Regions from separate parts of the Homo sapiens genome. Here region 1 is linked to region 2. A link is a loop called in an ENCODE intact Hi-C map of the cell type or tissue named here. Cell type or tissue: Caco-2. All regions are shown on one strand.

Region 1 (8,000 bases), 230 kb before region 2:
TACAAGTAAGGAAACTGAGGCTTGGGGGGCAACTACAGTAATGCCACATGGCAAGCATTGGCGCTAAAGCTAGAATCCAAGTTTTGGTCTAAATGCCCTATGCTATCTCCATGAAAGCAGTGCTTTGCATGAGAAGTCCTCAAGTTTTAGTTTGAGGGAGGTGGGCTGTAAATCAATGTGAAGCCATTGATAAACACTGATTATCTACAAATGTTACTAACTTCCTGGCCTTTTTTCTTTTCTTTGCTTTTCTTTTTCTTTTTTTCTTTTTTTTTTGAGAAAGAGTTTTGCTCTTGTTGCCCAGGCTGGAGTGCAATGGTGTGATCTCAGCTCACCGCAACCTCTGCCTCCCGGGTTCAAGCGATTCTCCTGCCTTAGCCTCCTGAGTAGCTGGGATTACAGGCATGCGCCACTACGCCCGGCTAATTTTGTATTTTTAGTAGAGACGGGGTTTCTCCATGTTGGTCAGGCTGGTCTTGAACTCCTGACCTCAAGTGATCCACCTGCCTCGGCTTCCCAAAGTGCTGAGATTACAGGCGTGAGCCACCATGCCTGGCCCCTGCTTTTTTCTTTAATCTTCGCTCTTGACAAATCATAGTGAAATGTCTTGGGTTCATTGTCTTGGGAAGTCTGAGGTCTAGGGCCCCCTTTTGATGGAGGTGGAAGGCATTTACATGGTGAGAGGGCCAGTGGATACCATCTCAGGTCTCTCTTGCTCTTCTTACAGAGCCACTAGTCCTACTGAATTAGGGCCTCATCCTTATGATCTCATTTAAGTTTAGTTACCGCCTAAAAACCTATGTCTAGATATAATCCCACTGGGAATTATATTTTCAACACATAAACTTCTGGGGACACATTCAAACCATAGCATGACTTTTGATTTTGAAGGCTGACCTGGGTCTGTCCGATGTGTCCTCATGGCCAGACTCAAGCCGTGCACTCCTGGAAGACTTCCAGAAAATTATGCTGTGCTCTTCCTGATGCAGAATGTAGATTCTTCCCTTGGTGTTACCTTGACCACTTTGTCAAGTTGGTTTCTGTCATATTTCTCCTCCAAAAAGCCACTGTTTTTTCCATTGTGATTAATGAGTATTTTGTAGGGAGATATTCTGGCATTGTACCAATATCCTGTTCCTCACTGAACCTTTACCCACCATCCTTAGCAATTATTGACATCTTCCTCTATCATGGTTGCCACATCATAGAATAAGATCTATAATCTCCCATTTCTGTCATCCTATCTACTTTTATTAGTTGGCATTCACTGTAAGGAAGGGCTTTCCCTTCTCACCCACTTGTTTATTTATATCTTTAAGGCCTCATAGATTCTCATTTTATCCAATGGATTGTAAATCATCACTATCATTATTTATTTCAAAGGTCAAATTTTCCAAATTTGGCCAGTGAAACTCCCTTCAGGCTGGCTCCCAAGTCCTTTTGACACGTCTGTATCAATCTTTGAATACTTCTTTACTTTCTGAAACAAGATATTCCAAACCCACCTTATACTTCGTACTTATTTATTTAATTATTTATACGCTAAGGTCTCATTGATTCCCATTTTATTGAATGGCTGTAACCCATCACTATCATTATCTATTTTAAAGTAACTGCTATTTTACCTCTAGTCTCATTTCCCTAAAATTCATCCAATATTTGCACCAGATTAATCTTCTAAAAGCATAGCTACTGTCCTTATTTTTTGACCATGCTGGCATCTTTGAAGAAGCAGGAAAAAACCCAAGCTTCTCATCCAGCATTCAAGACGCTCCCCACTCTGTCCCCATTTGCCCTGGCCATCAAGTTTCCCAAGACTCTCTGATGTGTTTCTCCGTGGATGTTATGAGCACCTCCTCATCCTCTCATCCTCCCTCCCTCCCTCCCTTCTTTTTTCTCTCCTCCCTCCCTCCCTCCCTCCCCTCCCTCCCTCCCTCCCTTCCTTCCTTCCTTTTCCTTTCTTCCTCCCTCCCTTCCTTTTCCTTCCCTCCTTCCTTCCTTTTCCTTCCTTCCTTCCTTCCCTCCTTCCTTCCTTTTCCTTCCTTCCTTCCTTTTCCTTCCTCCCTCCCTTCCTTCCTTTTCCTTCCTCCCTCCCTCCCTTCCTCCCTCCCTTCCTTCCTTCCCTCCTTCCTTCTTTCCTTCCTTTTCCTTCCTTCCTTCCTTCTTTCCTCCCTCCCTCCCTCCATCCCTCCATCCCTCCCTTCCTCCCTTCCTCCTTTCCTCCTTTCCATACTTATCTAGAAGCTGCAATGTGTCAGGCACTGAACTAGGCACTGAGGACAGAGCAGTGAATGAAATGAAGTTCTTGCTGTCATGGAGCTTGTCCTGGAAAGAGACAGTAATCACACAAATACATATGCATCAGGTAATAGTAAATGTTGTGAGAAAGAATAAAGCAGAGTAAGGGGATAGAGTGAATGGTGCGTGATTGAGGGTGTGTCTATCTCTCTTTCTACCTGTGTGTGTGGATGCACAAGCGATATTTTACACAGGGCACATCTAGAACTTCCCTACCTTCACACCTCCTTCGCTCATATCATTCCTTCTATTTGGCATTTTCTTCCTTGTTGATACTTGAGCTTGAACTTCAAGAAATAAGGTTTTCCAGTCCTCATGACGTCTTCTCTGATTGCCCCAGACCCAGTGATCCTTCTCTGAACAACAACAAAAAGCAAGTAGAAAACATGGGTCTGTATATACAGCATGTTATATTGAAGTGATAAAGTTATACTGCGAAGCATTATAATTTATATATATAATAAATTATATATATTATAATTATATATAATATATATATCTATTCCTCTTTCTATCTTATCTCTGTAGCACATAGTAGATGCTTGATCAGTTTGAATTAAAACATAAATAAAAGGACCCGTGAAGATGAGAGAGATGGGAAATATGGCGGACTTTTAGAAGTTAGTGAAAAGATTGTGACTTTTTCTAGAACCTTTGGCTATGATCTCACGCCACTGCAGCATCTGCAAGTTTGAGGATTCTAGAGCTAGGGTTTTATTTTCTAATTTCATAGATGGCAGATGACTGAATGACAGTTTCACATCATATTTTCATGTCAACTGCTCTTGATGGTTATTTCTGATTGATTTGACACCCTGGTGAATTCCTGCAGCAGATCTTTTTTGAAGTTTATTTTTTATTTTATATTTTAAGTTCCTAGGGTACATATACAGGCTGTACAGGTTTGTTACATAGGTAAACATGTGCCATGATGATTTTCCCTGCAGCAGATCTTGGAAAAAAAGAATTGCCATGTTAGAATTCAATGATGTTAGCCTGAAACAAGCAAGAAAGCAGACAGGCATATAACCAATCAACGCAGCCTCCTCCCTGCTATCGCACGTTCTTTTCTTTTTTTTTTTTTCATCCCCAAATAAACATAATACCTGTGACGTTTAAAGTCTAGGTCAGATACTGTCTGCCTGATGTAGCAATTCTCTCAGGCTGTATCTGCGATACCAGTGCGGCCGGTGAAGAGGGCGATGGTGAATTGCACCAATAATGCTGTAGGTGGCGCTGTGTACTTGATGCATGTGGCCAGCGTGTCTCGAAGATTTCTTTGGAGAACGGATGGCGTCTGGCATCGTTTTAGTTAAACGTGATCTGTCGGTTTAGTTTCTGTGGAGCAAGTCTGAGAAACAGATTAGCCAATTTCTGACCCTAAATGGAAGGTCAGACGTTCTGTGCTCAAATGTAGCATTCGCCGTACCCTGCATGATATCTCGGGCTGGGCATTGGAATGATGCTCATAGGCTGTGAAAATGACCCTAAGGTGTTTCTTCCGAGACTTTGCCGGGGCGTCTTGTCTGGGTTTTGTACTTGGAAGCAGAAACTACATTAGAGTCACATTCTAGGCCTCTGGAGGTTAGGGGGAGGTTGAGTTGAACATGACTCATCAGCTATCTTTAAGCAGCAAGGCCGTTTGGTGCTTTAACTGATGTAGCTCAATTTTTCAATCCAATATTGCCCTTTAAAGTGGGCCCCTGGTTGAATGAAGTCTTTATTGCCCTCATCCCATTCCCAAGTTTTTGGAGCTCTTTCTTTGTTAAAAACCTTTATGACCATTCAGGAAAATTGGCCTAGCGGCTCTGATTGTGTACTGCAGATCACCTAATAGGAGAAAATTGGGTGCTGACTATATCATTTGTCAGCCAAACTGCAGGATCTCGAATTCCTTAATTAAACTTGCAGGTTTCAGGTTTTAAAAAATGAATTCGTGTCTTCGTGTCTTATTTTTACAGATTTTGAACATGTAGAATTGAGAGAATTGAAGAGCACCTAAGAACTATGGACTAGATGACCTCCTAGTATATTACAATGCTAATTCCCTAAACACATTTACTAAAGGCATATCTGACTTCAGGTGTCTCTTATATATTCTTATATTTAAGAAAATATTCTCATGTATTTATATTGAAGGGAATGAGAGGATGCTTCCTATCACATTTCTCTGTGAAGTTATTAAAGATGAATTTGAATATTTTTACTTTTTTGTGTTGTTTTTAGATGACTTCCTCCTTTTACTTGTGACCAGTAGATGGCTCTATGGCTTTCCTTGAGTTAACAGGAGTTAGTTTGGTGCCTCTCAAAGTAGAAGGTTAGTTCAGTTTTGCCCTGGCCTGAGGGGAAATCTTGAGCTGTTTTTTCCAATCCCACAGGAGAGGAGGATGGCTGATGAAGGTTCTTTCCCTCCACCTAGAAAGATTTAAAGAGTACTGACCTGTCTTCGTCTGTTTTCTGTTGCTGTAACAGAGTACCATGAACCAGGTACCACCACCCTCCTACACCATCCCTACTCTCTGCCTCTGGATCTCTGAGAACCTTACGTTATGAGTGAATGTGTGTGGAGGGGGATTGTCCACTGGAGTCGTCAGATAATGACTAAGTCTGGGGGCTCACGTGGGCATCAGTCCTGTGGATGGTCACTGGGCAGTGTGCTGGCTACTGTTGATCAAAGGTCCTGCCCAGATGCCAGAGGGAAGGATGACTATTGTGACTCCTCAGCTCTGGCCATGTAGAACACTAATGGAGTCTGGAGTATCTGACTATCTGTAGCACTGACTCAGTTCTGTTTGTCTCCCTGGTGCTGGGGGTGACTGCTTAGAGGAGGTGGGGCGTGGGGGTGTATCTCTGGATGCTGTCTGTGTTTCTGTCCACATGGTCTCTCCAAATAAAGGCCCTTTGTGAATTGCCCTCATCACTTTTCTTTCATTGCTGTCATTCTAGGAGTGGGAACAACTGTGCCCAATCACATATATTCTTAAATCTTTTCACCATATTCTTGTGAGGTAAAAATTGCTAGTGCTCACTCATACCTGGTTCTCCTTTCCTCCCTGGCACAAGTGAAGTTGAAACTTACCAGCCCATCTTGTAGTTAGGTGGAGCCATGTGACCTGTTCTAGCCAATACAATTTGAATGGGAATAGTATTTCATATTTCCAGGCTGTTAGGGACTGAATTGTCTCACCCCATCCCCTCAACCCCATTGAAGCCCTAACTTCAATGGGATTGTATTTGGAGACAGTCTTTAAACAAGTAATTAAGGTTATAATGGTGAGGCCCTAATCCAATTGACTGGTGTCCTTATAAGAAAAGAAAGAAACAGTAGGGATCTGCACACTTCATGTGAGCATGCAGAGAGTAGGTGGCCATCGGCAAGCCACGGAGAGAAGCCTCCGGAGAAACCAAATCTCTCACACCTTGATCTCGGACTTCCAGCCTCCAGAGCTGTGAGAAATAAATTTCTGTTGTTTGAGCCACCCAGTCTACAGCATTTTATTATGGCAGCCCTAGCTGACTGATATACAGGCTGAGGAATTTAACAGTGAGTGTGAGTTCTCCATTCTCTCTTCCTCTCTTTATTGACCTTCAGGGGATCTGTATTCCAGATGATGTTGCTAAAAGCTAGAATGGGGAGGCCCAACCCAAATAACTTTTCTTGTGCCAATCCACTGATATTTCTGGTTCAGTTTTGCCGTAGTATAGCCCAGCATTCATCAGGCAGACCAACTCAACCTGTACCTCGCCTTTGAAAACAAAAGCTAAGCATGTGACCATTTGGCTCTGCAATTCCATGGGATGAATCCTCCTTCAGGCAATGGATGCCTCCTGTTTGGATGCATGAATGGGGTTGACTCACAACATAATTGAGAATATCAGGGTAAAAGAGTTGGTTAATTGATCGCAATATTATAGTGCTACAATTACATAGGGCCCCAAGCAATCTAAGCGGTTTCCTCTTAGTGTTCAAACAGCCCTCCAGATCTCAGAGACCTGATGAGATGCTTGAGGTGAAGGTCAAAGGCAAGGTGGGCCTCTGGCATTTCTCTCTTTAATAAGAACAAATCTACTTTTGTCTGTGTATGGTTTTGTGTGAGATTTAATTTAAACGAAGAGTTCTGTTGCTAAAGAAAATTTAAAAATCACTCTGGTGTTTCCATATTAAAAGAAATACAGATTTTATGAGTATATGAAGTTCTTGGAGCTTGAAGTTTAGTTTGATTCAGCCAGAGCTCTGTATTGATGGCTTCAAGATCATAAGCCTCAGTTCAGCTCAGTTCCTTGATCTAGTTGATCTGAAAAACTCTCTGACTCAAGGAAATAGATTTGCACAAAGTGCAAGAGTCATTGTAGGTCTTCATGTGTTAATGTTTTAAAAAGGTATTTATGAAAGACACCAATGGCATACGGTGATACAGCAGTAATAGTAAAACCATATCCTGAAAAGACACCTATGTGTTTCAAATGCTGCTACTCCCCATTCTGTGCAGACATGTCTAGATGATCACAGAATTTATTCCTGCAGAGCCCAGATATAGCCCTACAATTCTTCTCAGTACTCTGTTCTATGCAGCCCCTTCCCACTAATTCATGTTAACACATGAAATGAGACCCCATTTATCATCTTTATGCATAATTAATAATGATTTGGGGTTTGTTCATCTATGTCTTTGAATGCTGGGTTATAGAGCTGTGGTTGAGTTGGTCACTGAGTGATCAGTACTTCTTGAAGCCCATAATGCACATGATGACCATATGTTTAAAACTTAAATTAGGGATGTATTCTATCTTAAGATCCTAATGAGATTAATGTTTGAAATGAGAATGTATCAATCAGGACCCTGGCTTTATTTAGCTTTTTAGGTGGCTCCAGTTCTTTCTCAAGACCTCTCTCTTGATTTTAGCTACAATTTTTGTTTGTTTGTTTTGAGACAGGGTCTTGCTCTGTTGCCCAGGCTGGAGTTCAGTGGTGAGATCCATCTCAAAAAAAAAAAAAAAAAAAAAAAAAATATATATATATATATATATATATATATATATAATAAATAAAAAATAAAAAATATATATACACATAACACTATGAAGTAGAGTAAAATACAAGTAGGTTAGAAAATTGTAGCTGAAGGCTGGGTGTGGTGGCTCATGCCTGTAATCCAGCACTTTGGGAGGCCAAGGTGGGAGGATTGCTTGAGCCCAGGAGTTTGAGACCAGCCTGGGCAACATGACAAAACCTCATCTCTACAAAAAATGCAAAAATTAGCCAGGTGCAGTGGTGCACATCTGTAGTCCCAGCTACTTTGGAGGCTGAGGTGGGAGAGTCACCTAAGCCTGGGGAGGTTGAGGTTGCAGTAAGCCGTGGTTGTGCCACTGCACTCCAGCCTGGGCAACAGAGTGAGACCCTGTCTCAAAAAGCAAACAAACAAACAAGAAAATTGCAGTTGAGAGAAAGGTAGGATGAAGTGGGATGGGAGGTTAGGCACACACTGCCTGCCTTGTCCAAGGGAACTTGCCTGGGGCTTGGGCATACATTTGGCTTTAAGATGTTGATATTATATTATATTATTTTATTTTTTGAGGTAGAGTCTTGCTCTCTCACCCAGGCTGGAATGCAGTGGCGTGATCTCAGCTCACTACAATCTCCACCTCCTGGGCTTAAGCAATTCTCCTGCCTCAGCCTCCTGAGTAGCTGGGACTACAGGTGT
Region 2 (8,000 bases):
AGAAGAATATAAGTCATTCTAACATAAAGACACATACATGTGAATGTTCATTGCAGCACTGTTCACAACAGCAAAGACATGGAATCAACATAAATGCCTATCAATGACAGACAGGGTAAAGAAAATGTAGTACATATATAGCATGAAATAGTATGTGCCATAAAAAGAACAAGATCATGTCTTTTGTGGGAATATGAATGAAGCTGGAGGCCATTATCCTTAGCAAACCAACACAGGAACAGAAAACCAAATACTGTAGGTTCTCACTTACAAGTGGGAGATGAATGATGAAAACTCATGAACATAAAGAAGGGAACCACAGACACTGGAGTCTACTTGAGTGTGGAGGGTGGCAGGAGGCAGAGGAGCAGAAAAAATAACTATTGGGTACTATGTTTAATACTTGGGTGATGAAATAATCTATACAATAAACCCCTGTGACACGAGTTTACCTACATAACAAACCTTCACGTGTACCCCCAAACCTAAAAGTCAAAATAAATAAATCCATAAAAAGAAAAATGAGCAAGAGAATCATTGGCCACAGCAGTGGTTTTCTAGCTCTGCAGTTTCTTTTTCTCTCACTAGCATATCCTAGGATGACATCCACTAATTCACACAGCCAGGAAGCAGAAGAGTAGAGTTAACATAAACCAAGCTTTTAGTAGTACCGTCATATGTCACTTACTGATGGGGATATGTTCTGAGAAATGTGTCATCAGGTCATTTTGCCATTGTGTGAACATGATAGAGTGTACTAACACAAACCTATATGGGATAGCCTACTATACGTCTTGGCTAGATGGCATAGCCTATTGTTCCTAGACCACAAACCTGTACAGCATGTTACTGTAGTCAATACTGAAGGCAACTTGTAACATAATAGTAAGCATCTGTGTATCTAAACATAGAAAAGGTACGGTAAAAATACAAAATAAAAGATAAAAAATGATACACCTGTAGAGGGCACTTACCATGAATGGAACTTGCAGGACTAGAACTTGCTCTGGGTGAGTCAGTGAGTGAGCAGTGAGTGAATGTGAAGACCCAGAACATCACTGTATAATACTGTAGAATATAAATACTATATACTTGGCTACACTTAATTTATACAATAATTTTTCTTTATTCAATGTTATTTTACTGTAACTTTATAAACTTTTAAAATAACTCTTTGAATCTTTTGTAATAATACTTCACTTAAAATACATTTTGTAGCTGTACTAAAATATATTTTTTCTTTATATTCTTATTCTATAAGCTTTTCTTCTATTTCTTAAATTTTTTATTTTATATTTTTTCACTTTTTACACTTTTTTTGGTGAAAACTAAGACACAAGCACACACATTAGCCTAGGCCTATACAGGGTCAGGATCATCAATATCACTGTCTTTCACCTTCACAACCTGTCCCACTGGAAGGTTTTCAGGAATGGTAACATGCATGGAGCTGTCATCTCCTATGATAACCATGCCTTCCTCTGGAATCCCTTCTGCAGGACCTGCCTGAGGCTGTTTTATAGGTAACTTTTAATTTTTTTTTCAAATAAGTAGAAGGACACTTTAAAATAAGTATAGTATAGTAAATACATAAACCAGTAACATAGTAGTTTATCATCATTGTCAAGTATTATACACTGTACATAGTTGTATGTGCTGTACTATTATGTGACTGGCAGCGCAGTAGGTTTACTGACAGCAGCATCACCGCAGACCCGTGAATAATGCATTGTGCTATATGACAGTGTGATGGCTGTGGTATCACTAGGGGATAGGATTTTTTCAGCCCCATTATAGTTTTATAGGACTGCCGTTGTATATGCAGTATACATGCAGTCCATTGTTGACTGAAACATTGTCATGTGGTGCATGACGCTATTGGTAAAGTACCCAGAGACTCTTTGGAGAGAGCAGCAGGAACTAAGATCAAAAACATTTTCTTCAGGGCTGCTCAGGCTGAAATATTTACTTTTTTAAACCACCAATCTGCTTTCAAAATTCTACTAATCATTCAAGGCCCAGTTATAAAGGGCTCTTTTCTTCACATTTGCATAGTTGGCATTACTTACAGGTGTATTCATCTATATCTACTTTCCCAGTTAAAACTATCAACTTGTATCAAAGGCTATGTCTAGAAGCAAACAATCACATGCATAAACCAAGTTCTGAGCCTCATTTATGCATTTAACCACCACACTTTTAACTGATAGTGAGTGACCCTAAAGGCCTGTGTAGTAATTTGGAAAATGCTGAGGCAGGGTCTAGAACTGATCATGTTGTGAGGTGCTGGGCAGCGGCAAGCCACTTAGCTGCCTGGTAAACCTTGCTGCATCTCAGTGGGATATGACTGTCTGCTATGCATTAGCTCCCTTAGCTAGAAATTTTGTTACAGTGAAAAAACAACTTTAATTTGTGTGTGTGTGAGAAAAATATCACTCCAAATAAAGCCAACTGCTTCTGCTGGTTCAGACAAGGAGGAGTCAGAAGTAGCTTTAAAACCAGAGAGATCCTAGGTTAAGGTCAGCAAAATATGGCATGTGTCTCACCAGCCTTTTCTTTCAAGCCCATGACAGATATTGGAAGTTGATTAGCTTTTCTTTCCTGCTAAATTCAGCCCCTGCCTCACAAATCTTCTGAGCCTCTCTAGGCAGTCTCCACCAAGACATCAAATTGGGTACTTAAAATGATACCTGTTACCTATCCTTGAGTTTGTTCAAAGTAATTTCTCTCAAATTGCCTTTCATCCTTTTTTTGCATGACCCAGTTCAAACTTTCTGGCCTTATTATGTTCTTTTCCAATTTTAGGTAGCTATGTTTTGATTGCTTTTACTTTTCAATTGACTTATGTTGTTTATGAGACACTACAGCAGCTACTACTATAGCTTAGTTACTAAATTCTGATAGTTGGCACATACACATTTCTCTGGCTTTGTGACAATTTGTGATTAGGCATTTTAAAAATTCTGATTGGTTGAAGTTGCTTGTGGTCCAAGTCAGTTTTGCTCACTGACATGTAGCTTTGAATAACTACCCTTGCAGTAGTCATATTGCATGTGTTTTATATTACATAAAATTCGTTTTTGTTCTATGAATATCTGACAATCTTTTAGCTCAATTCTATAAATGCAATGTCTCAAAACAGGTTTTCTTTAAAAAGTAGCTGCAAATATATTTTAACTGATGTTGTATAGTTTGTGCAAATTACACTTAAATAAGTGAACTGGGATTTTGTTCACATATAAATAATTACTATGATTTAGTCTGAGGCTTGTAGCTTCTTAAGAATTTTGCACCTGTGAGGCTCTAGGTAGATATCTATTCACGTTATGGTGTCTGTGATTCTGGACAAAGTGAAAAAATGTTGGTTCTTGGTTGAATTTAACAGTCTAATTTATTCCAAATTATTTTTAGCTAGCATTCTGTCCTTGACCAGAGCTAGCTTTACCATATGCGCTCGATGGAACAAAAAAAGTGACTCATAAATTTTCAGTGAATGCTTTGGTTCACTCTACAATGGCTCATCAAATAAAAGACAAAACTTTAGTGAATGCTTAACCAGCAGTTATCTGTGGTTGGGGATAAGCCTAGGAAACTCATGACTGAGTCTCTATGCAAATACAACTTAAAGTCAGAAGGCGGAACAGTCATTTCACTGAAGCATGAGGAGTTAAAGGCTTATCTGTCATCACTGAACCACACTTTTGTGGAGTAAATAATATGCTATGGGTTTGTTCATGTGTTGAGGGATTAGCCAAGGTCTCTACACAGAGCTCTTGTAAGTGGCAAAAATCCGCTATGTTGAGTATTGAGCACTCTGTTAGTTCTTTAGCAAATGAAATAAAATATGGAAATCATTGATCTCTTTCAGTATGTTTGAGTGACTACTTTGTGCTGGGCATTATTGAAGTGAAACAAATATATTTTTTTCTTTTTTTGTAGCACATGTGATTAAGATGTGATATTTCTGAGGAAGTTTCTCCTGCTCAAATGTACTTCATTCAAGAGATTTATTGAACATGCCATATGTACCAGCTATTGTGCTAGGTGCTGGTGATATAACATGTATAATAAAGAAACAAATTTTGTGATGATTTGATTACAGATGCTATGAAGGAAAATCAATGCATAAATGAGTAACAGCAGGGCATGGCCAGGCCTATGTGATCAGGAAAAGCCTTGATTTTATATCTGAAGGAGAATGAGTACGAGTTAACTAGCTAAGTAGGGAATGCATTTCAGGGAAAATGAGCACTAAGAGCTAAAGCTCAGTAGTAGAAAGGAGTATAGAGCCAAAGAAGCTGTTGAGAAAGCCAACCCAGGTCTTTGTGTCTGAGCACAGGGGACACAGAGTGGTATGAGAAGAGACTGACCAGTGGGCAGGGCCATGTCAGACATACCATGTATTTCACCATTTGTTTTAACAGCTACATCATGAACATGTTCCAAGCAAGCCATGCGAATCTCATTTTGAGAAGGTCACCGAGATTTTGGGGGGCTGAAAGGCCATTAGAAGGGGATGTCAGTGTATGGGGGAGAGCAGCTGGGAAGCCACTGTGAAAACCAGGCAAGAAGTGATGCCAGTTTTGACTAGGACAATTCAAAATACCCGAAACCATCGTTAATCTCTCCTCTGAGTTAAGGAGGAATAAAGTTCCTGTAAAGTTGTTTTCTGGGAGGTAGATGGTCACTTTGCACTCACCTTTACCATTCATAGAAAGGTTTAGCAGATCAGTCCTGATAAGAAAGAAGCCGGCCGGGCGCGGTGGCTCACGCCTGTAATCCCAGCACTTTGGGAGGCCGAGGCGGGTGGATCACGAGGTCAGGAGATCGAGACCATCCTGGCTAACACGGTGAAACCCCGTCTCTACTAAAAATACAAAAAATTAGCCGGGCGAGGTGGCGGGCGCCTGTAGTCCCAGCTACTCGGGAGGCTGAGGCAGGAGAATGGCGTAAACCCCAGGGGGCGGAGCCTGCAGTGAGCCGAGATTGCGCCACTGCACTCCAGCCTGGGCGACAGCGAGACTCCGTCTCAAAAAAAAAAAAAAAAAAAAAAAAAAAAAGAAAGAAGCCCCAGAGGATGGGCCTCAGGTTAGCAAATAGTGGAAACCAGAATCCTTGTTTGGAGGCACGGTCTGCACAGGTGTGGTAGGTGAAGCTTGGCAGCTGGGAGTTAGCAGATGCTCCTCAGACCTCACACCTGATAGTGCCAATCAATCTGGTGCTAATCCGAACACAGGAAAGGATACAGAGAGGCCCAGAGAGCCGGCCCTATCACTTCTCTATGTTGCTGAGTGTTTGCTCTACCGTGTGTTTCATGAATTCACAGAGACACTTTAAAAATTATAATAACAAGAAAATGTGGTATATATACACAATGGACTACCATTTAGCCATAAAACGAATCAAAGCTTGTGATTTTTGGCAACGTGAATGAGCCTGGAACACTTTATGTTAAGCAAAAGATAAATATCATATCGTCTCACTCATATGTGGAAGCTGAAAAAGTTGAGCTCATGGAAGTAGAGAGTAGAATTGTGGTTATTAGAGGCTGGGAAGGGGATTGGGGAGGAGAGGACAGGGAGAGATTGATTAATGGACAAAAAAATGACAGCCAGATAGGAATAAGTTCTGGTGTTATGCACTACTGTAGGGTGAATAAGGCTAACTATGATATATGTTTACAAAAAGCTAGAAGAGAATTTTGAATGTTCACAGCACAAAGAAATGATAAATGTTTCAGGGCATGGTTATGCTAATTACCCTGATTTGAACATTAAACATTGTATACATATATCAGAATATCGCTCTGTATCTCATAAATATGTATGATTATTATGTGTCAACTGAAAAGGAAAAAATAAATAAAAAAGTATAATGATAAAGGGTAGAACTGGAAGGGATGCAGAGATCATCTAATGGAGTGGTTCTCAAAGTGCGGTCCAGAAACTTCTGCTTCCAGGAAGATGGAGATGTCCTTTTCCCTATTCTCCTGGTAAGTACAGATAAATACCCTGGATGTTTTTCATTTTCAAGTTTTTTAAATTTTTATTTTAAACCGATGAATAATTGTACATATTTATGGGTCCAATGTGATGTTTTGATATACATTGTAGAATGAGTATATCTAGCTAATTAATGTGTCCATCACTTCAAATGTGTATTTCTTTGTGGTGAGAACATTTAAAATGTATTTTTTTAGAAATCTGAAATATACATGATTATTAACTATGGTCACCATGCTGTGCAATAGATCTTGAAAACGTATTTCAAGATCTATTACTAACTGAAACTTAGTACCCTCTGGTCAACATCTCCCCATTCTGCACTACCCATCCCCAAGCCCTGACAACCACCATTCTACTCTCTATTTCTTTAAGTTTGACTTTTTAAAGATTCTGCAAATCAGTGAGATAATACAGTATGTGTCTTTCTGTGTCTGGCTTACTTCACTTAGCATTAAGCCTGCACATTTTTAGAGAAAGCAAACATGAGACTCTGAAGGGTAGAAAAAGAAGGGAGGCTGACTAGAGAGCTCAAGAATGACTCCTTAGGGAATGATGAGTTCCCTAGTTTTCTTTTTGACTCATATACAGACTTAGAGCTGAAGACACTTGCAACCTGAAAACATCAACAGCCACACACAAAACAAAAACAAACCCAAACCCAAAAATGTTCTGCTCTTGGGCCTGGAAAGGGGCATCCCAGCAAGACAGAGAACTTATAGACAATAATCATTATATTCTAGGCAAAGTATGGTACCTGGACCAAGCAGCATCAGCATCACCTGGGAACTTATTAGAAATGCAAATTCGCAGGCCCCACCCCAGACTTACCGAATCAGAAACTTGGGTCTGGAGCCCAGTAGTCTGTGTTTAATGAGTCCTGTGGGAGATTCTGATGTGTGCTCAAGGTTGGGAACTGCTGGTGGGGTACAGCTGGTCTTTTGTTTGACAGCAGAAACTCCGGTTGATTTCCCCCAGGTGATAGTTTGTGAGTAGTCTAGCGCTTGTTCTAGATTTGCCTAGAATGACTCTTCTAGTGCTAAAATCTAAGGTGAACAGAGAAAATTTTATTTTTTATTTTACAAATGTTTTTATTTTAGATCCAGGGGATAAAATGCTTATTTGTTACATGGATATATTGTGTCATGGCGGAGAATGGCTTTCTAGTAAAACAGAGAATTTTCAATAAAACATAAATTAAGTGGTAACAAATGTTAGTATGTGTATTGTTTTAATTAAGTGCTTGGCACATAGTGGATTCTAGATAAATATTTGTTGAATGTTGAACATATTGTAAGTCTTTGATTCAGTTATAGTTTCAGAGAAGATGCTGAAAGAAAGAGGATCTTTTGGAAAACCTCAGTCAGCATCTGCAAATCATCTACAGCATCTATGAACCTGTCCCAGCAAAGATGGCTGCCGCAGGCAAATGGGTTGCACAATGTTCTTTCACATGCCTGGTCTCTTTTTTCTCAATATAAGGCTTTATACATACATGACATCATATCATGCCAGAATTTCTCAACTCTACACTATCACCTTTTCCTAGATTCCTGTAGTTCAAGCACTAAGTCTATTCTCCAGGTTACTTAGAAGGTGATTTTTAAAAAATAGTGCAGTTTTGTAATTGTCCCTCCATTGGATCTTAGCCCCAGACCACATTTACATCATTAAACCTTTGGTTTAATTGGACAAGAGCAAAGCATAAATGTCTGCTGCTTGAAAAATAAACATTTCTGTATTGTCTAGATGTTTATCTCAACATATAGTTACAATTACTCAGAGACTAAATGGGGTTTTAAAATTTATTTAAAAAGTCGTGGCTGCTAGGATAAACTGAAAAAAGCCAAGTTTGAATCCAAACTTTATTTTTACAAGTAGTTTTCTAACAACCCTTAAGGGGTTCTGGGTAACCCCTTAGGTATGAGGAGAGCTCAACAGTGACTAAATTGGGTAGGACAATGAGGCACTTTGACCCTGCAGATGCCAGGGACCTAC

The links. Peaks named below come from ENCODE experiments on the same cell type or tissue, not always from the same donor. Only the 100,000 strongest peaks of a DNase experiment are listed, where the experiment ranks them.
Region 1: a loop joins it to region 2, with 2.8 times the contacts of the local background. A loop is called at or near these places in 3 of 110 quality-filtered maps.

What each region holds. Positions count from the first base shown.
Region 1 is chr15:45,711,169-45,719,168 of GRCh38, forward strand. The region is part of intron 1 of LOC105370802 (a long non-coding RNA gene); the gene reads left to right. Among named protein-coding and RNA genes, the nearest start is that of SQOR, 80 kb to the left of the region's middle. RefSeq lists an enhancer at 3,743-4,037. In Caco-2, CTCF peaks have their summits at 3,529, 4,548 (motif pointing right) and 4,753; a DNase peak (open chromatin) is centred at 3,553.
Region 2 is chr15:45,939,841-45,947,840 of GRCh38, forward strand. No RefSeq gene overlaps it. Among named protein-coding and RNA genes, the nearest start is that of SQOR, 310 kb to the left of the region's middle. In Caco-2, no CTCF peak of the experiment used is centred here; a DNase peak (open chromatin) is centred at 3,611.